4 separate regions of the Mus musculus genome follow, and all the other regions are linked to region 3. A link is a loop called in an ENCODE intact Hi-C map of the cell type or tissue named here. Cell type or tissue: heart. All regions are shown on one strand.

What was found. Peaks named below come from ENCODE experiments on the same cell type or tissue, not always from the same donor. Only the 100,000 strongest peaks of a DNase experiment are listed, where the experiment ranks them.
Region 1: a loop joins it to region 3, with 2.0 times the contacts of the local background. A loop is called at or near these places in 13 of 42 quality-filtered maps.
Region 2: a loop joins it to region 3, with 2.1 times the contacts of the local background. A loop is called at or near these places in 8 of 42 quality-filtered maps.
Region 4: a loop joins it to region 3, with 4 times the contacts of the local background. A loop is called at or near these places in 2 of 42 quality-filtered maps.

The regions. Positions count from the first base shown.
Region 1 is chr17:17,893,348-17,898,347 of GRCm38, forward strand. Fpr2 (formyl peptide receptor 2) reads left to right here. Exons shown (of 2, transcript NM_008039.2): 2 at 1-605. The coding sequence ends at 452. Among named protein-coding and RNA genes, the nearest start is that of Fpr2, 8.0 kb to the left of the region's middle. In heart, a CTCF peak has its summit at 2,898 (motif pointing left); no DNase peak of the experiment used is centred here.
Region 2 is chr17:17,784,984-17,789,983 of GRCm38, forward strand. No RefSeq gene overlaps it. Among named protein-coding and RNA genes, the nearest start is that of Mir99b, 43 kb to the right of the region's middle. In heart, a CTCF peak has its summit at 2,490 (motif pointing right); no DNase peak of the experiment used is centred here.
Region 3 is chr17:17,835,834-17,840,833 of GRCm38, forward strand. It overlaps Spaca6 (sperm acrosome associated 6), which reads left to right. Exons shown (of 9, transcript NM_001162909.1): 3 at 252-320; 4 at 888-911; 5 at 1,676-1,753; 6 at 1,832-1,938; 7 at 2,254-2,410; 8 at 2,483-2,693; 9 at 3,152-3,238. The coding sequence ends at 3,185. It also overlaps a transcript of Has1 not described here. Among named protein-coding and RNA genes, the nearest start is that of Spaca6, 7.4 kb to the left of the region's middle. In heart, a CTCF peak has its summit at 2,373; a DNase peak (open chromatin) is centred at 2,418; H3K4me3 peaks cover 2,111 bases; H3K27ac peaks cover 1,815 bases.
Region 4 is chr17:17,061,298-17,066,297 of GRCm38, forward strand. It overlaps Zfp960 (zinc finger protein 960), which reads left to right and starts at 2,806. Exons shown (of 4, transcript NM_001005358.2): 1 at 2,806-2,909. The coding sequence starts at 2,880. In heart, no CTCF peak of the experiment used is centred here; a DNase peak (open chromatin) is centred at 2,694; H3K4me3 peaks cover 1,155 bases; H3K27ac peaks cover 476 bases.

The DNA of each region.
Region 1 (5,000 bases), 58 kb after region 3:
GGATCATCAGGTTCCTTATTGGTTTCAGCATGCCCATGTCAATTGTTGCTGTTTGCTATGGACTCATTGCTGTCAAGATCAACAGAAGAAACCTTGTTAATTCCAGCCGTCCTTTACGAGTCCTTACAGCAGTTGTGGCTTCCTTCTTTATCTGCTGGTTTCCCTTTCAGCTTGTGGCCCTTTTGGGCACAGTCTGGTTTAAAGAGACATTGCTTAGTGGTAGTTATAAAATTCTTGACATGTTTGTTAACCCAACAAGCTCATTGGCTTACTTCAATAGTTGTCTCAATCCGATGCTCTATGTTTTCATGGGCCAGGACTTTCGTGAGAGATTTATTCATTCCCTGCCTTATAGTCTTGAGAGAGCCCTGAGTGAGGATTCTGGTCAAACCAGTGATTCAAGCACCAGTTCTACTTCACCTCCTGCAGACATTGAGTTAAAGGCCCCATGAAGTCTGTGATAAGGGATGGTTTTCATTCCACTTCAGTCCCATTCCACTTCTGCCTTCCTTACCTTATGCTGTGTCCTATAGCATTTTTAATCTGAAAAAAAAAAAAAAACTTCTGTGTCCCCTGAATCTGGAAAATGAAATAAAAGTCAATGTTAATATTGTTGTTCTTTTGTGTTCTTTTAAAAACTAAGCCTTTATACTCTAAACAAAACTAATGTAGTGGAGCAATGTACTACAAGAGAGGAAAAGAGCAATGCATATTCTCAAGGCTTATACATGATGGTAAATATTAAAAATAAGTTATTCTATTTCATAGGCTGAGAAGATGTCTCAATGGTTAATACAAATTTCTGCTTTAGTAGAATACCTGAGTTTAGTTTCAACCACCCACAGCACCTGAATTACAATTGGTAGTAATTCTATCTGTAGAAAATTCAAGGGCTCCAGACTTAGTAAGCATTTATACTCATACGCATTTGCTGTCTTCACACAAATAACTAAATATAAAATAAAATATTAAATATTATTTATCATTAATGAGTAATATTAAATGTTATTTAATATTATTAATATATAAATATTAATATAAAATAGTATTTATCATAACAAGTATGTTATTGCTGGGCATGCCTATAATCATAGCATTTGTCAGGCAGGAGTAGGAGAAACTACTTCAAGTCCAGTCCCCAAAACAAAGTGTTGTGGTTTGCCATGAAAGGGATATAATTGGAGATAATCACGTTAAATAAATTAAGTGAGGCACACCTATTATATGATGTCTTTTAATTATTGTTCTTAAATTTTATATAAAAACACAGAATCATATGTGTGTGTATGTGTGTGTATGGTGCTTGGTGTGTGTGTTTGGTGTGTGTTTGTGTGTGATGTGTGTGTTTGGTCTGTGTATGGTATGCACATTCTGTGATTGTGTGCATGTGCGTGTGGTATGTATAGTGTGTGTGTGCGCAAGTGTGTGTATGTTTGTGTGTGTGTATTTAAGTAAGCCTGTCTAGGTAGACAAAGGAGATAAACAGGAGTGAGATTAAGTAAGAAAGGGAGGCAAGTGTGTTTGAACTGAAAACAAGCAATCAATGTACACATGTACATAATTTTAAAATACATAATAAATGAAATTATAACATAGACAGATAAAGGAAACAGAGGTAGTAGAAAATATTTGACCATGTCTTCAGATCTTTGGTTTATCTAGACACAATGCACATCACTAGAATCTTGGCACTAGTGATGGTCCTCTGAGACAAGCAACTGCCATCTTGGAGAGTTTAGCATCTCCATCTTACATACCCCTCATACTCCTCCTAGAGGGGCAAAGTAAAGTACATGATTCTCATGTGAGTATCCAATCTCCCCTAGTGTGTGGCGCCTCTTCACATGGCCTGGGGAACAGGCTACAGTTTACAGAGGCCTAGGAGATCTAGAACATGGGCTCTATCTATGCAGCACTGGGGATTTCTCAGCCTTGCTGAGAAGGCTTTTTAGATGAGGTTGTGTGTGGAGTGACTGTAATCCTGTAAGCAACCCATCACCTGTGATTTGTGAAGCAGCTCAATAAACTCATTGGTTTTCCAAAGTGAGAGTCAAGCACAGGGTTTGTCTTTGGGACCTGAAGTGAGGATAGAGAAATTGCTTATATCATCCCCCTCTCCGCCCTCGGCCATTACTTAAGTATCAAATGCTATAATCAAGCCTGAGAAATGGAACTCTCAACTATTTCTTAACTAATAGGAAATACTGTAGGTCAGAGTAATGGAACTGGTGTAGTAAAGACCTCCAAAATCTTAAAAAATAAGGAAGTTTCAAGTATCTGTTTTGATAGTGAGGAAGCATCAATAAGAAAGACTATTAGAGACTTTTGTTTAACCATTGTGTGCATGTGTGTGTGTGTGTGCGTGTGTGTGTCCCTTTTATCTTTCCACATGTTCTTTCCCCACATTTTCTTTTCTCCATTGTTTGAGATTATAACATAATCATATCATTTACTTCTTCACTTTCCTCTGTTCAAATCTTTCCATACATTCCTGTTCTTTTTCAAATCCATAGACTTGTTTTAAAATTAATTGTTATATAAAAATAGAATGAATCCATTTATTTGCTATTGTGAATACAGCATGGATGAGCGTGTGTTTCTACTAGGCTATGGACTACTTTGGGTACATGATGATGTGTGGAATAAGTGTAAGATTTTTAAAAGGTAGATATGTTAAACTTGAGTCTTTTTTTTCCTTCCTCTTGCCTGGATTCAGGGTACTTTAACACAGATAATGCATTAATGTAAAAGCAGAAGTTCTACTTGAATCTAGTAGGGGATGGAGATGTCAAACACAGAAAACCAAAGCCTCTGGAATGGCTGTCTCCAGAGTTTTTAAATTTGTTTTGCAATTTGATATGAAGCAACTTATTGGATACTGTGCGCCATCTTGTGGTAGTCGAGTTGTAACAGCAAGAAAATAAGTCAGTCCTGCTGCTCAGGTCTGTGACCTCATGGAGACACATTTTCTCCATTCGTGGAGAAATATTGTTGTTGTTGGTTTTTTTCCCCTCTATTTAGTACCCCTTGCTGAACTCGTAAATACAGGTGCACAAGAAAATGTGACTGATATAGCCAGTAAACCCCTATCACTTCAGAAGGTAGTTTGGGTTTTGGCTTGTCATTCCAACCATCCCTAGCCAAGCATTAAGTCTTTTTAAAGAAATCCTTTCCAGTGACTCAATCTGGCTTTGCTGCTGCGTTTCCCCCACATGCTAATATCTCCTGTCTCTTGCGTAGCTCCACATTCCACCAGATGATGGTTTCTCAGAGGCTGATGTACAACAGATGCTGTAGGTAAAACACAATCACAGAGAAGGCCATTTTATCTCTTAAACCTTTTTCAGCCATTGGTGAGGATTCTGCTTTCTCAGCATGTATTACATCCTGGGATCAATTCTTACGACTATATAATACCAGCCTGTATTTCCAGGTGCTGGGTATCAGTTCTAATACTTCTAATTAACTCGGGCCTCCAACGTGGGAACCTAGCTCTCCAAAAGTTAAAGGTACTTTTCCCCAGTTGGTTTTTGATTGTTTAATAAAGAGCCAGTGGCCAATGGCTGAACAGGTAAACTGAGGGTGGTCCTTTGGCTTTATGCAGGTTAGGACTGAAAGAGAGAAACGAGGCAGGGAATCATCATGCCTTCAGAGGAGAAGCATGGGACATAAGAGCTGCAGGAGAGAATGTCAACCCTCTGTGTTTGGAGCTGAGATGAAAGGATGGTCCATGTAGAGACTGCCATATCCAGCGATCCACCCCATAATCAGCATCCAAACGCTGACACCATTGCATACACTAGCAAGATTTTATCGAAAGGACCCAGATGTAGCTGTCTCTTGTGAGACTATGCCGGGGCCTAGCAAACACAGAAGTGGATGCTCACAGTCAGCTAATGGATGGATCACAGGGCTCCCAATGGAGGAGCTAAAGAAAGTACCCAAGGAGCTAAAGGGATCTGCAACCCTATTACCCAGAATTCAGGTAACTGGCCACTTCCTCCAACGGGCTTACAATAGCAGGGGAAGGCTTAAGAGCCTTAGGAGTACAGGAGGGCAGGGTTTGCTACTACAGAAAGGTTTAGCAGTGTCCAGCTTTTGAGATAGTTGCATGTCAAAAATTAACTGATCTCTCTCTCTCTCTCTCTCTCTCTCTCTCTCTCTCTCTCTCTCTCTCTCTCTCTCTCCCTGTGTGTGTGTGTGTGTGTGTTTCATTTGTGAATCCAAAGAATTCCTGGGTGAGTGGCTGGGAACACAAGATGTCCGGAGCCAAGGCAGATAGCAAAAATTACCACTAATCCAGGAGTCAGTAGATAGAGTCATAATTGCTTCAAATGTCATCTACCTTGAGAGTTTTATGTTAGTCTCAGTTCACCAAGACTGTCTTAACAAAAACAATGACCGCATATATGACATCTGCTGGAGAAACACAAAGTATGCCTCTATTCACACACAGATTGGCACCATTCATATTGTCTCATCCAGAATCTCCTGTCAGCTGTTTAAGCAACACTACCTTCAAGAAGAATATAATCCATACTCTAGAAGAGGTGGAAATCCTCACAATAGCCAGTAAACCCCTATCACATCAGAAGGTAGTTTGGGTTTTGGCTTGTCATTCCAACCATCCCTAGACAAGCATTAAGCCTTTTTAAGAGTCTGGTGTAGTTGTCCCTGGAAGGAGAGTTTGGGCCAAAGTTCAGTAACCTATGTAACCTTTCAGAGAAAGCCTGCTGTTTCGAGAATTTTGTGCAAAGCCCAGTATACCCTACTTTGTCTTGAGGCAACAGGTGGCCATAAATTCAATGTTAGTATTTTGTTCTTCTGACAGAGCAGCTTTTCAGAAGATGTTAATTAATGATTAAGAAAAAAGGTGTTTCCTTCTATTTCTGCTCCATCATTCCAACTACACATCCTGTGTGCTTGGGTAGACAAAGATTTTGAGTTATATTGAGACAGAGAGGAAGGAGAACCTCCGATTCAGTAACGAAGGCCCAGTT
Region 2 (5,000 bases), 51 kb before region 3:
GTGGAGACAGGGAGGTGAGGAGGAGGTACAGGATGTGGAACAATGGGAGGGTGGACCAAGGGCAGGGGAATAAAAAACCGGAAGTGTAAAAAATTAATTAATTAATTTAAAAAAATCTACACACCTATGAACACTTGAATTTTTGATAAAGAAGGCAGAAATATGCACTGAAAAAAAAGACTGCATGTTAAACAAATGGTTCTGGTTAAACTGTATTTCTGAATGTAGAATCCACATAGAACCATAATTATCACCCTGAACAAAAATGCAACTTCAATTGGATCAAATATATCAACATAAAGATACACTCAACCTACATAGAAGAGAAAATGGGGAATAGCCTTGAACTAATTGTCACAGAAGACAACTGCCCTAATAAAATACCAACAGCTCAGGTACTAAGATTAACAAATAATAAATAAGACCTTGTGAAATTGAAAAGCTTGTATAAGGCAAAGGACACCATCCAAAGAACAAATGGCATAATGAGAAAATATTTTTACCAATTCCATATCTGATATAGGACAAAATATATAAAGAACTCAAGGAACATGGGGAAGTTGAGCTGGTGCCTACATGGAGCCTTCATTATTTTTCCATGTCTTTGGTATGTGAATGCAATCTGCAGTCTACCAAAAGAGAAACAACACCAGCCTAGCCACAAAGCCTTTGACCTACAATCTGCCCTGCCTCCAAGTTATGATAGGGTAATGGTGGTTGGTACAGCACTTGGAGTAGCCAACCAATATCTGATTTGACTTAGTGCCCACTCCCAGAGACAGAACCCATATCCAACACTGGTTGGGTGACCAAGAAGCAGTGACTAAAAAGCCTAGGATAAAACCAAATACTGCTGGCCTAAAAAACCAACTATGAATAAAATTAGTCTTAATGATATTCTGCTATATTCATAGATCAGTGCCTTATTCAGTCATTGATGGAGAGGCTTTTTCCTACAGCAGACCAGAACAGATGCAAAAACCCACAGATGGACAGTAGAAAGTATCCTTGGAACACACAACTCAAAATGGGATGTCTCCATTGAATCCCTCCTTTCAGAGCTGAGGGAATCCCCCCGAAGGTAAGACAGGAAGAGAATAAGAGTCAGAGGGAATAGAGGATGCCAGGAGAACAAGGCCCTCTGAGTCAATTGAGTAAGGCTGATATGAACTCATAGACTGAAGCAGCAAGCATAGGGTCTTCTCAGGTCTGCACCAGGTTCTCTGTGTACAAATAATGTATTTATAGATTTAAGATTAGTGTTTTTATGGTACTCTTGAGTGTGTGAATGAGTGGGTCTCTGATTCTTGTTTCTGCTTTGGGGGTCTTTTCCTTTTGTTGAGTGGACTTGCCCAAAATTGAGGTGATGGTTTTAGTTTTATCTTATTATGTTTTATTTTGTTGTTTTGTCATTTACTCTTAGAAGCCAGTTCTATTCTGAGAGACAAAACTAAAGTGGATATGGAGTGGAGAGGGGGCAGGGAAGTTGGGAAGAAACTAGGAGGAGTAGTGGGAGGAGAAACTGTAATCATGATATAACCTATGAGAAAAGAATCTACTGTTAATAAAAGGGTATTTTTAAGTACAATTGTTAGGAAATTTTTACTCCCTCATATACTAAGATGAAATATCTAACTGCATTACAAACTTCCACATGCAATGTGTCAGTCATAATGTGGTGTGAAATTTAACATGGGCTCTTTTTTTACTAATGACTTTTGTATTATTTAACTAGATCCAGAGAGTCTTTTATATTCACCTCACGGTGATCATGCAGCGCTTTTCTGTTGTTCTGATATCTGCTAAACAACATCTCCATGGAGGCTGGTCCTGATTTTCTTCCCTTGGTTGAGGGGCTCTGCATTTACTTCACCATGTAAGGATCACGTTTTCTCTTTAGCAATGGTAACAGCTTTGAGAAAGTTTACAGAAGCACGTGCAAAAGCTATCCAGATTAATACATAAACTCACCTTTCCCCTTAGATATGTTCTTTGCCCCTTTGCTATAGAGGAAGAAGACTCCTACATTCCATATTTGGGCACTGGCTATTACAGTGTTCTATAACTTTACAAATGTGTCGCTCAGGCCTAACATGAGTCATATGGAACAAACACCGAATGCCAGTGCAAAAAGAACTCATGCATTCTGGAAAAAAAAAAGAACTACAATCTTTATTGACTAGAGGAAGGAAAAGCTTCTATCCTTTTATTGCTAAATGAATTTAAACCCAAGCCAATAAGACAAAAGCTTTGTCCTCTTTAGTAATGCTAAGCCTGCCATGTTGGTAAGAAATGACCTGTTCCATCCAATGATATGGAAAAGCCTGCTTGCTCTTTCTGTTCTCTCTGCCGCTTTTTCTTTGTTCCTCTTTCTCTCTGCATTCTGTATATTGCTTTCTTAATTTCTTTCTTTTTTTAAGATTTATTTTGTTTATTTTATGTATATGAGCACACCATTGCTCTCTTCAGATACACCAGAAGAGGGCATCAGATCCCATTACAGATGTTTGTGAGCCACCATGTGCTTGCTGGGAATTGAACTCAGGACCTCTGGAAGAGCAGTTGGTGCTCTTAACCACTGAGCCATCACTCCAATCCACTTTCTTAATCTCTGAGTTCCTTTTCAATTTGTAAGTTACTCTACTCTGCTGTCCTTCCCCATTCTCCTAATCTTGTTCTCTCCTTCTCCTAATAATCTTGCTCTCGCCTCCTGCTCTGAATAATGCCATTCAGTGTAATTGTTTTTAGTTGTTTGTATCATTTCTAGGGGAATAAATCACATGGTTTATTTAAGCATCCTTTGTTTTTTACGAAAAATTCCCTAAAAGTTGGAACATAAAATTTACAACAGAGATGTATACATTGACAGTAATTATCTGGTTAAACATTAATTTTCTGGCACTAGCTCCTACAGACTATGGTTAGGATGTATTATATGAGAGAAAAATGAGAGAGAAAGAGAAACAGAAAGACACAGAGAGAAACAGAAGAAAGAAAAAAGGAAAGAGACGAGAAGAAAGGGAAAGAAAAGGAAAGGAAAGGAAGGGAGGGGAGGGGAGGGGAGGGGAGGGGAGGGGAGGAGAGAAGAGAGGAGGGGAGGGGAGGGGAGGAGAGAAGAGAGGAGAGGAAGAACTTATACCTGTAAATAGCTCAACATCATTGGCCCTGAGTTCAGCTAGGGAGTTCTTTACCCCCTTTAACTTGAACTTTAATTATCCACTTCCTCATAGAAGTAGTCACTTAGGACAGAGTATAAGTAGTGTTATGGTCAGTAAGGTTGTCATTTGGCATCAAAATGTTTAGCATTAGTCCTTACATGTTCAGTCAGGTGTTCTAAGTATTATGTGCTCTATTAATTACCGCTTGTTTACCCATCTCCTCCTTTTTTATATCAGAACTTTCTTTTTGTTTAGAAAGATATCCCTTTCCCCCAGCTCAAGTCCAGGGAACCGGGGCAATGATTCTTCATAACTACTTCCAGCTGAATATGGGGGTTGAGGTATTTTTGAAGTGGGGGAGGGTAGGGAAAGTGGGGGAGCTGGTTGGCCTTAAGAAGGCTACACCAATGATTGTTTTAGTTTCTAATGTCTGTGTCCTAACTGGATCTGGCTGAAAGTCCCTGAGATCAGGAGGTCAAACAGGTCAGTTCAGCATGTCTGACAATGAGACTCACAAGGCTGCATAATCTGTAATACACAAATCTCAAAACAAAATTTTAGTATCATCAAGATAACTTTTTTTTTGAGTCTCTGGAAACTGGTTTGTCGGGGAGAGGGAGTCTCCCTTCATCATATCTGATCCATATAATTCTGGAAGGTATATAGATACTAATCACTTTTTAAAACCTTTCTCCCAAATCAGCATATCCTTCAGTCAGCAACCAGGAAAGATTGTATCCTGCTTTATCTTCCTGAGGAATAATAAAACAATCAAAAAAACCTCATAATGCTACTCATTTTGAAAATCTGTATCTTCTCCTTCTAACTATAAAAACAATTTAATCACACTTCTATTAATATCTGCTAATAAGAGGCAAACAGCTAGTTAAACCAGAATTTTAACCCAAAATTCCCATGGAGCCCACATTCAAGGAATATGAATTTCCTACAGACTTTAACATACTCTCGATCTGTTATGCTCTCTGACTGGAGCCATAGACATTTATTTTATTAATACTTGTTAGAACATCTTTCTGTTGTGCTCTCTGCCTGGAGACATAGACTTGTATTAATTAGTGCCTGTTTGTAGCAGGCAATTATCACTGCTCTCTACTTGGAGTTAGTAAATTTCCCTATTCTAGTTCCGACATGCAGGCAAAATTCCCCATGTGATTTGGACAGAATCTGTATTATAAGTTTATCCTAAAAGCAAATAATTCCAATTTTATAAATTCACAATTCAATCAGTATCTGCCCACAAGAAGTATCCAGCTTCCATTCCCTGGCTCTCTGGCTCAGAGTAGCCAAGTTGTCTCTTTTCACAGCAGGGGACCTTAGAACCGGCTTTCTTTGTTGCAATGTCCAAATTTCTAACTAAATTTCTAACTCATAGGCTAAGAATCTTAAATTTGTAGTGGATTCTAGCTTCCCATGTTGGATTGCCACCTGTAGCGAGTAATATTAGTAAAACACCCCCGCTAACTCAGGCAAAGCACCAGCAGGCAGGCCAGCCTGTTCTCAGCCCAGCAGACCCTCTGTCTCAAAGCTCCAAAATCTCTCCACCCAGCTTGCTAAGCTCCCCATGACAGGCTGCTGCCATACAAGCCCCACGCTTCCAAATTCCCATGGCCAACCGGCGTGCCCTGCTACCTTACCTTTTCACTGGAGTACACCACATGATCTTAGTTTAGAATCAAAAGGACCCAGCAACTAGCATCCTAATTTGTAAGCCATTGTAAGTTAAACCCTCCGGTAGCAGACTCCAACAGATCTACCTGAACCGGGGACCTCCACTACCTACATTTTGGTTTTCCGAGTTCTTCTCCTGCCCACCCTCTTTAT
Region 3 (5,000 bases):
AACAGAGAAATAGGAAACTGAACCAGCATAGTAGGGCTCAGTAGGCCCTGCAGAGGGTTTGAACATTATCCTCCCATTTCCACTGAGACATAAATGGATAGTTCTTTCAGGAGGCAGAAAGAACACTTGGGGGAAGTTTGCAACCCTTCCCTTTGTATCTGTGGGAAGAGGAAACAGCCTGTGCTTATGGGAGAGGCAGCAAGACCCAGGGAAAGGGGCTCTTAGTACAACCACCCTGCTTCATCCTTCAGAGCCCTTTTGGCTTGCCTTCAAAGATGCTGCTGCAAAATTGAAGAGGACCATTGAACACCTTAAAAAAGGTAAACCGGCCTCCAACTCCATCCCCTGCAGACATACCCCATACTACACAGGTGGGTGTTCTGAATCCAGCCTAAATGCTGGGAACAGTGGATTTCCTATTCTAGTATAGTTCCGATGGCAGTCCTGGCCCACATCCACCCCAGCCTCTTCTGAGTTCTGTTTCTGGCTCTGCACTCAAAAGCATCTTCTCTAGGCGGTGCTTCTTTGGCAGGGCCTTCTAATTAGGTGCTGACTCCTTAAAGGATTGGTTGCCTGGGATCTACTCCCACCCTCCAGGGTAATGAATCCAAGGCTGGTTCTTCCTCAAGGCGTCTTTATCCCCACCACATTCCCCTTTTCATAGACGGCTAACTGCAAGCCTTAAGCCTGGTGATGCACTTGGCCTTGCTCCATCCTTTTGAGTGAAGCTCCATGGCCTTAGCCTTGCACCTTAGGAACAATGTATTATGTCCCCAAGTGCTGTTCTCTAGAGTATAGGGTTCCCTGCCTATAATATCTTATGGAGGTGCTTTAGGTAGGTCCCTCTGTCAACCACCTGGGTCTTAATGCTTCCTTTCTCTCCACAGCCCCGGCCTGCATCCCTCCTTGTGGTAAGGAATTAGTTCCAAACTCAAAACAGCAGGGGAAACATGGTGATGGGTGGAAACCTGGAATTTAAGATTGAGACAATGAGTGGGCCTCCAATCCAAAGGAATCCAATAGAAAAGCACATACACTAGGTACTGTTCAAAAACCTATAAGAAACAGGCCTGGTGGTTCAGGCTTGTCATCCTGACTACTTGGGGCCAACTCAGGAGGATTACATGTTCAAGGTCAGCTTGGGCTACAGGAGTTCTAGTCCATGCCCGGTAATTTAGGGGGACCCTGACTCAAAACAAAAACTAAAAAGAATGCTGAAAATACAGCCCAGCAGTGGAGTGCTTGCCTGGAATACTCAGTGAGGGGCTGGAGGTGTGGCTCAGTGACAGGTCCCCTGCCTATACTCTTCCAGAGGGGTTGGGGTATGTATGGCTTAGTGGTATAGACTACTTACCTAAAATTCCCACGTCGGGGAGTAGGAGTATGTTTAAGTGGTAGAGAGCTTGGCTACCATGCATAAATCCATAGGTTTTGTTCCCAGTGGCTAGAACACAAAACACCACATTTATGTTGTAGCAAACTGGCTCAACTGGCCACACAAGCCAGAAGGTTAGCCAGGGCCTTACTGGACAGAGATTTAGATGGTGCAGAAAAGACTGGGTCTGTCTTCCACCTCCTCAAAAGAACCCTTGGAGTTCCCATAGATTTAACAGGGTTCAGAGAACTGATGGGAGACTTCAGGGGGAGCCCTCCACTCCTGGTCTCATTTCACTAGGTCTCCAGGAGGTGGCTAGGCTTTTCCACTGCTCGGGCTGCTTTTCTAAACTCTGCGATCTGCCTCTCGATTGTCCAGGTGAGAGGGCGGGCGAGGCTGGGATGCCGCCAGGAGGGGCTTGTGCGGACTTAAAAGAGCTATCCGGCCTCTTTCCAGTTCAGGACATGCTGGTGAACCGAGGGGACCAGGCTTTGTTTTCTTGTATCGTGGCTTTCGAGTTGCCAGAGTCGGAGATCACTTATTCCTGGAAATTTGTGGGAGGTGTGAGTCCGGAAACAGCCAGCTGGAGGGCTTGGGAAGGATGAGGTTCAGTTCAGTGTAGGGATTCGGTTTAGTGCAAGAAGAAGGGTCGGGGAACTAGGGAGAGATGGAGACTAAATATGTGGAAGACCCATGCTCAATGTGCATTATGAGTCAGGGTTTAGGGAATGCCCGGAAGGGTTGCTTAGTGCAGCCAGTAGAGCCAGAGGCTTGCGAGCTGAGTCAGTGCTTTGGGAGGGGGCGTGCATTAGAGCTGGGCAGGGCTTTCCGTTCCCGGTGCATTTAAGCACTTCAGCCTCAGCTCTGCTGTCCCACAGGTCCGAACTAAGGACGTTACGTACTTCCGTGATATGCCGGGGGCTCACGGGTACCTGGCACGAATACGGCCAGTGCAACCCAAACACGGTGGGACCTTTTCCTGCGTGATCCTGCACGACCAGCGCCCCCTGGCGCGGCTCTACTTTTATCTGAACGGTACGGGCGGGGTGAGGATATGAGGTAGGGCGGAGGGCGGAGCTCCGCTCTCTAACTTGTGAGCTCTGGCAGTGACGGGCCCTCCTCCGCCTGAGGACACTGAGCTCCAGGTCACGTTCCGGGAAGTGATGAATCGGACGCCGGCGGAGCCGGAAATGATCCAGCCCTGGAGCCCCAGCCTAGGCGAACTACTTACCAACCCCCAGGCTCTGACGCTTGGCAACCTATTCCTGCTCGCGGCCACCGCTGCACTTGGGTCTGCCAGTGTTACTCTGCTAGTGTGGTGAGTGCCAGCTAGCACCGTCCCCCCCCCCTCCCCGCCCCTCGCCCCAGCTCCTTTGGTCCACACCGCATGCCTCTTCCCCTATACTCTGGAGTCCAGACCCCAGCCTCCTCCCTCATTCCTAGCAGTCCAACCCAAGTCTTCTCTCAGACCAAGTCCAAGCCTAACTCTCTTCCCTCAAGACTGCAAAGTCCAGGCCCTAGCCTACCTTCCCCAGAACCAGGTTTCTAGGTTCCAATTCTCCCAGATATCTAGGCGTCTAGTCCCCACCCTTTAAGACCTAGGGAGCCTAACCCTCTTTTCTCAGACCCAGGAGTCCAGGTCTGTACTGTCTTATAACGCATGAGTCCTGATTCCAAGCCTCCTTGGAAACTCAGGTCCAAGCTCCTGTGCACGTTGAAACCCAAGTGTCTCTATCACTGGGCCTCCCTATAGTACAGACTCCTTTGTTTTCTCAGGCTGTTTTTTCGATGGTACTTAAGTGGCAACTAACAAATCCTGATCCTACATCTGTCCTGGAAATAAAGTATATATTTTAGTTCGTTCGTGGGTGTTTGTTTGCTTTTTAAAGTCACTGCTCACCGATAGGTGAGGACCTGACAAAATACCTTCCAAATACTCAGGTGAATATGGTGACGGGATACACACTGTTTTAGTTTGGGAGGCTCATTCTGGAGGATTTTGGGCATCAGCTGAAACCCTTTTCTGTTCTCTAGGAGATTTCTTTATATTTCCATCTCTAGAAAATACCCTCAGAGTACTACTATATGGTAACCGCCCCCATAAAAAACCAAAACAACAACAAAAGACCACCACCAACAAAAAATCCAAACTTTCCCTAACCCTTTCTTTATATCAGAAAAAGCACTTACAACTTTCTATTAGCAGAAACCATTGAGCAACACTCCCAGCCCTTCACTGGTTGAAGTCTAGGCAAGAGCTATACCACCAAGCCACACCCCATCCCTTGCTGAAGTATTCTAGGAAGTAGCTATATCACTGAGTTATACTCCCAACCTCTCTCCCTAGGCAATAGCTCTAGCAGTGGGCTACACCTCTAGTCCCCTATTGTGGGTTCTAAACAAGTACTATACAGCTGAACTACCTGCCTAGTCTGGTTTATTGCGAGTGTGTGTGTGTGTGTGTGTGTGTGGGATTGAATAAATATGTGTACATGAATGTGCATGTAGAAGCTGGAGGTCAATACCAGTGCTATTTGTCAGTCAATTCACTGTTTTGTTTTTTGTTACAGGGTTTCTCAATGGCTGAGACTTGCCTGGCTAGGCTAGCTGGCCAACCTTTGTCACCACCTCAACAGCTCTAGCATTTAAGTGTAAGCTTTTTACCTGCAGATTCTGGGGATGGACTCAGATCTTAAATACTAGTTTCCAATCCAGTATTTTTAAGTATGTCACATTGGGTTACTTCTCTGCTCTAAATCCATCAATAGTTTCCTGTTGTCATTGGAACCAAATCTAATTTCTTGAGAAAACTCCCAAGGCCCCACATATTCTGGCCCTCATTTTTCCTCCCTGCCTTGTCCCTACTAAAGAAGGAAGAAAGCTGTCTATCCTACCTTGCAATTCTGTTTTCTCCTTGTGGCATTCATTAATATTCTCAGTCACCCCAGGATCTTGGCACATGTTTCCTATTTACAGTAATGAGTTTTTCCCTCTATCCTCATGTCCTCTTAATCCCCTGACACCTCCCTACTCATTTCTACCATTACATTATCCCTGTAAATGACCATGACAACCCTCCAAAATCTGCACTGTTTTACTGTGTACTTTTATCTCTTCTCATATCTTCCTTGTTATTTTTCAGGAGGCTTTAGCTTCAGTCCCCTGAACTCTGAGAGTGCTGTTATGTGTCTGAGCTTTCACCCATGCTCTGCCCGACTCTTGAAATGCCTTCCCTTTGAACGTGAACTCTTCCCCACCTATTGCACAGGCCCCAGCCAACAATTCACTTTCTCTGACTAGTCCCTACTCCTTATGCACGCACCCTGCATCCCCTACCTCCATGTTGCATGTAACATGATTGATGATTAGTTTTTAAGATGGAGTCTTCTTTAGCCCAGGATCACTTAACTCACATAACCTTAAACTTTTGATCCTCCTGCCTCCACCTCCCAAGTGCAGTTATCACAGGTCCGCACTAACATATGTAGTTTTTGCAGTGCTGGATTGAAACTCAGCTTCATCCATGCTAGATGAGCACCTTAGCAGCATCCCTAGCCTAGAACAAACAAAACAAAAACAGAAGGAGCAAGTTGCTGAGTCTCCTCTGTTTCTTCTTAACACACAA
Region 4 (5,000 bases), 770 kb before region 3:
TGAGTTCAAATCCCAGCAACTACATGGTGGCTCACAACCATCTGTAATGAGACACTCTCTTCTGGTGCATCTGAAGACAGCTACAGTGTACTTAGATATAATAATAAATAAATATTAAAAAATAATAGTGTCAGGCCCTGGGACCTCCCTTGAGCTGGATCCCTCTTTGGGCCTGTTGTTGGACCTTTTTTCTTCAGGCTCTGCCTCAGACCCTCTTTATCCTTTTGTCTGCGTGGAACAGGTCTCTGGGGCAGGTGGGCAAAGCCTTGGATGGAAACAGACAGATGCACATAGGAGAGGTTGTGTAGAATCTGAATGTAATTTGTCAAATCGAGCATCAAACTTTTTATGCTGAAGAAAATAGGGAAGTTGGGTGACACACCAGCAAGGTACAAAGAGGTTACTGGATTCTTACACAAAACAGGAATACAAACACAGAAGGTCTAACAGGAACCACCTGGGATAGAATTCATTGTTAACAACTGGGATCAAAAAGAGCTGCACCTAAGATTCACTTAATCTTAGAAGCCAGGGTCAAGGGCTTCGTGCCCTTGCCATAGTTCCTATTTTAGTCTATTGTATAGTCCACCTTTCCCGTAGACCATTGTAAATACGTGTGTATGGGTGTAACTCAGCTATCTCTAGTTCTAAGTGTCTATTCTGGTTTCTCTTTAGGTCTCAAACTTCCTTCTTCCTAGATGATGGTAAATTCTTGTGTAGAGCAGTGACTTGGCTTTTATTCAAAGTGATAGTGTAATGCCAGAGGCAATTCTGAATGTCACTGAAAGCAACATTCTTACTGAATTCCAAGCCCATGGTCAGCTGTAGGACTTTCTAGGACTGTTGGAACACTGGTGAAGGCTTGGCTATGTGAGAATTCAATCCTAAAAGGCACTTATAATAGGATAATACTAAAAGAGAGCACATGGATCCATACACCAGACTAACTCGGGAATGGAATATTAATGTATGGTTTAGAGAGAACACCAGATTCCAGGAGGTGAGTTTCCGTGAAACTCTTTGCCTCGTGACTTTTAGGCCTCTCGGCCTGTCAAGCTGACTCAACCAGAGTGCGTGGCAAGGCTCCTCTCCATTTCCATCCCTATAATTCTAACAGAAAGAAACTATTATGGGCCAGTTTAAACATATGATAATTTTACAAAAGTTATACGTACAAAGTGAAAGATATTTTATGCAACCTAATGAAGGACTGCATAAATATGCTTCTTGACCAAATAGTGGAATTGGATTTGTATGCCTTCACATATTCAGACCATTTGAAAGCTATGAGATTCCTAAGTTTTGGGAAACATATCAATTTTATATTTCTCCATATGTTCATTTGAGGAAGGTAGATTTGAGGAAGGTGGATTTGGGAAGCCCTGGAATGATTTAAATGGGGTTCAATGGATGGTTGGACCTCTCTGTTCCTTTTCATCTAGTCCTATATCTTAAGTCTTATGCTTCTTTTTTAAACTATTTAAGTCTTATATTTCCCTTCTTTGTCTTCTTTGTCATCGTCTTTGTGTTCTACTTCTCCTTCTCCTTCTTCTTCTTTATTTTTATTTTATTTTATTTTATTTTTCGAGACAGGGTTTCTATGTGTAACACTGGCTGTCCTAGAATTCACTCTGGATGTAGATGAGGGTGGCCTCGAACTCAGAAATCTGCCTGCCTTTTCCCTCTTGTGTACTGGGATTAAAGGCGTGCGCCACCATGCCCGGCTGGCATACAAATACTTATGTCTTCAGTCAGGGATACTGTAGTGCTAGCTCTCCCACATTCTTTAAATGCTTAAGGTTTACCACCCGTATGGATTTTGTGGCGACTTTTATGATTACATGTATTCGTTACATGTTTCTAGGTTCCTTACAGCTGTTACGTTTTATTCCTATACATATTATGATATATACTGAAAACCAGCTGAGACATTCAGCCACATGGACTGAACAACCACTGGATTGCTCAACTTCCCATTGGTATAGAGTTATAGTTGCAAGAGTTGGCTATCAGCTTGGGAGCCATACTAATAAATCTACTTTCCACATACATAGAGAGACCCTAGAGCATTTTCCTAGTACACCTGTGTTTTTGGGTTGAGATTTTATTTTATTTTTTGGCACTTTCCTACTGAGGAATAGACAATAGAATAGTAGATTATAGAATAACAATAGAGCTCCAGCTGGAAAGTTTGTGCAATTTACCAGAACCCAGTAAGAAGCCACAATACAAAACGTTGTTTCTTAAAGTCACTCTTTAACTAGCAGTTAAACTGGGCATCCTTCCACTTGTAAGACAGATTATCCACTCCACTGCAACTTTAGTAATATGCTTCATTCCACTAGCAATAAGAGGAAGCACCTTCTGAGGGCAGTGGACTCACAGGTCAGAATTTGAGTCCTGGCTCTGGAGAACAAAGTCACAGCTCACAATGGGGAGGAGCAGGCAGCCAATCAGAGGTGAGCTGGAGAGAAGGGACGGCAATAGCTGGGGTGTACGCTATCGGAAACCTGGGACAATTGCTACCAAAATACAAATCTCTGCTGATCTAGAATAGGTGTGCGTCTAGATTGGAAACCTGTGCACTGAACCACTATTCCGAGTTGCGTTTGCACCCTCTCACCCTGAGAGAGTTGCTCCTGTCACTCAGGATTTACTAGCCAATCACGGCATGAAGGAGGATCTGACAGTCTTAGAGGAGGGTGGTTTTTCCGGAAGGGATTTTCCTGGTTCCCTGTGGGATCTGCCAGTCATAAGAGGAGGGTGGTTCTTCCGGAATTCTTTTCGCTGGTTCCCTGTAATTAAGCAGGCTTAAGTGATTTGTCCTGTGTGCTGCTGGGTACTGTGAAGGAAACTCAGGCAAGTTCTGAAAGTGCGACATGATGAGGATATTGTCACTTCCCACAGAGGTGAGGAGCGGGATCGGGTGTGCTGGGTCCTACGGAAGGCTGGGTCGGAACCAGCAGCTACATGCAGGCACCTGCGAGTTGCCTCGTGGTTTTAGCCGCTTCTGGACCCAACGGTGGCTCTTGCATAACTTAACTATCTGGGCTGAATATTCACAAAACCTTTCGAGCAGGGTCCTGTGTATAGAAACACCCTTAGCAGGATGCCAAAGTCAGACAGGCTAAGTTTCTTTCGTGTATTCTACAAGTTGTTCTCTTGGCCTTTAGCATTGAGCTCTGTACAAGGAGGTAAGAATGGATCAATTCGCATTCTTCTACATGCTAACCGCCAATTGAGCCAGCAACATTTGTTGAAGATGCTGTCCTCTTTCCCCTGGATGGTTTGAGCTCCTTTGTCAAAGATTAAGTGGACATAGATGTGTGAGTTTATTTCTGGATCTTAAATTCAGCTTCATTGATCTGACTGTCACTGTACCAGTAACATGAAGGGGGTTGTTTGTTTGTTTTTGTTTTTGTTTTTTATCACAATTGCTCTGTACTACAGCTTGAGTTTCGGGATGATGATTCCACCAAAGGTTCTTTTGTTGTTGAGATAGTTTTTGATATCCTAGGATTTTTGTTATTCTAGATTTATTTACAAATTGCCCTTTCTAATTCTGTGAAGAATTGAGTTCCAATTTTGGTGGGGATTGCTGTGTATCTGTAGATTGCTTTCAGCAAGATAGTCACTTTTACTATACTAATCCTGCCAATACATGAGCATGGGAGACGTTTCCATCTCCTGAGATCTTCTTTGATTTCTTTCTTCAGAGACTTGAAGTTATTATACAGATCTTTCACTTCCTTAGTTAGAGTCACACCAATGTATTTTATATTAATTGTGACTATTGTGAAGGGTGTTGTTTCCCTATTTCTTTCTCATCCTGTTTATCATTTCTGTAGAGAAAGGCCTCTGATTTATTTGAGTTCATTTTATATCCAGCTACTGCACTGAAGTTGTTTATCAGGTTTAGGAGTTCTCTGGTAGAATTTTTAGGATCACTTATAGATACTATCATATCCTCTGCAAATAATGATATTTTGACTTTTTCATTTCCAATTTGTATCCCCTTGATCTTCTTTGTTGTGGAATTGCTCTTGCTAGGACTTCAATAGTTATGGAGAAAGTGTGCCGCCTTGTCTAGTCCCTGATTTTAGTAGGATTGCTTTAAGTTTCTCTCCATTTAATTTGATGTTGGCTACTGGTTTGCTGTATTTGCCTACAAGGTAATGGCCTGCTCTTGTTGAAAGACACTGTACCTATTCATACTTTCAATAATATCTATCTTTTAAAGAAGTCAATTCTTGATAACACTTTTTTTTTTTTTTTTTTTTTTTTTTTTTTTTTTTTTTTGGTTTTTTGAGACAGGGTTTCTCTGTGTAGCTCTGGCTGTCCTGGAACTCACTTTGTAGACCAGGCTGGCCTTGAACTCAGAAATCCGCCTGCCTCTGCCTCCCAAGTGCTGGGATTAAAGGTGTATGCCACCACGCCCGGCTCTTGATAACACTTTTTAAGTTTCATTTTCTTAGAATTTCTCTGAACATCTAGATTTTTTTTTCTCTTTAGTGTTTCTGGAGAATTTAAGTATTTTATCCGTTTTCTCAACTGCTATGATTATTTGTTTCTATTTAGAGGAATTTCTTCTATAGCCCAGACTTGCCTTTTGCTATGTAATTTCTTTGAATACCTAATCCTGCTTCTGCTGTCCAATGCCTGAAGAGAAGCATATAAATTCTTCCAGGATGAGCCCTGACTGGTCAATGAGGGAAAAAGACAGAGAGATATGAATGAAGGAATGAATGAATGTTCTCCTACCTCCACAACATTCTAGGGGAAATTATAGATCAAGAGGGACATTGGTAACAATTGATTTCACTGACCAACTTTGAAAATGGTGTATTCACAGCAACCAAAGGGAGTGGGAAGAATGATGGAGGGAGCTTTCTTTTAAAATACCTTCTATTATCAGTGCATACTAATGTTATCAATGTTAGATGATCAATAAAAGGCCAAACTTGAAAATTTACGTGGTTCACAGAAAAAGACAATCAAGA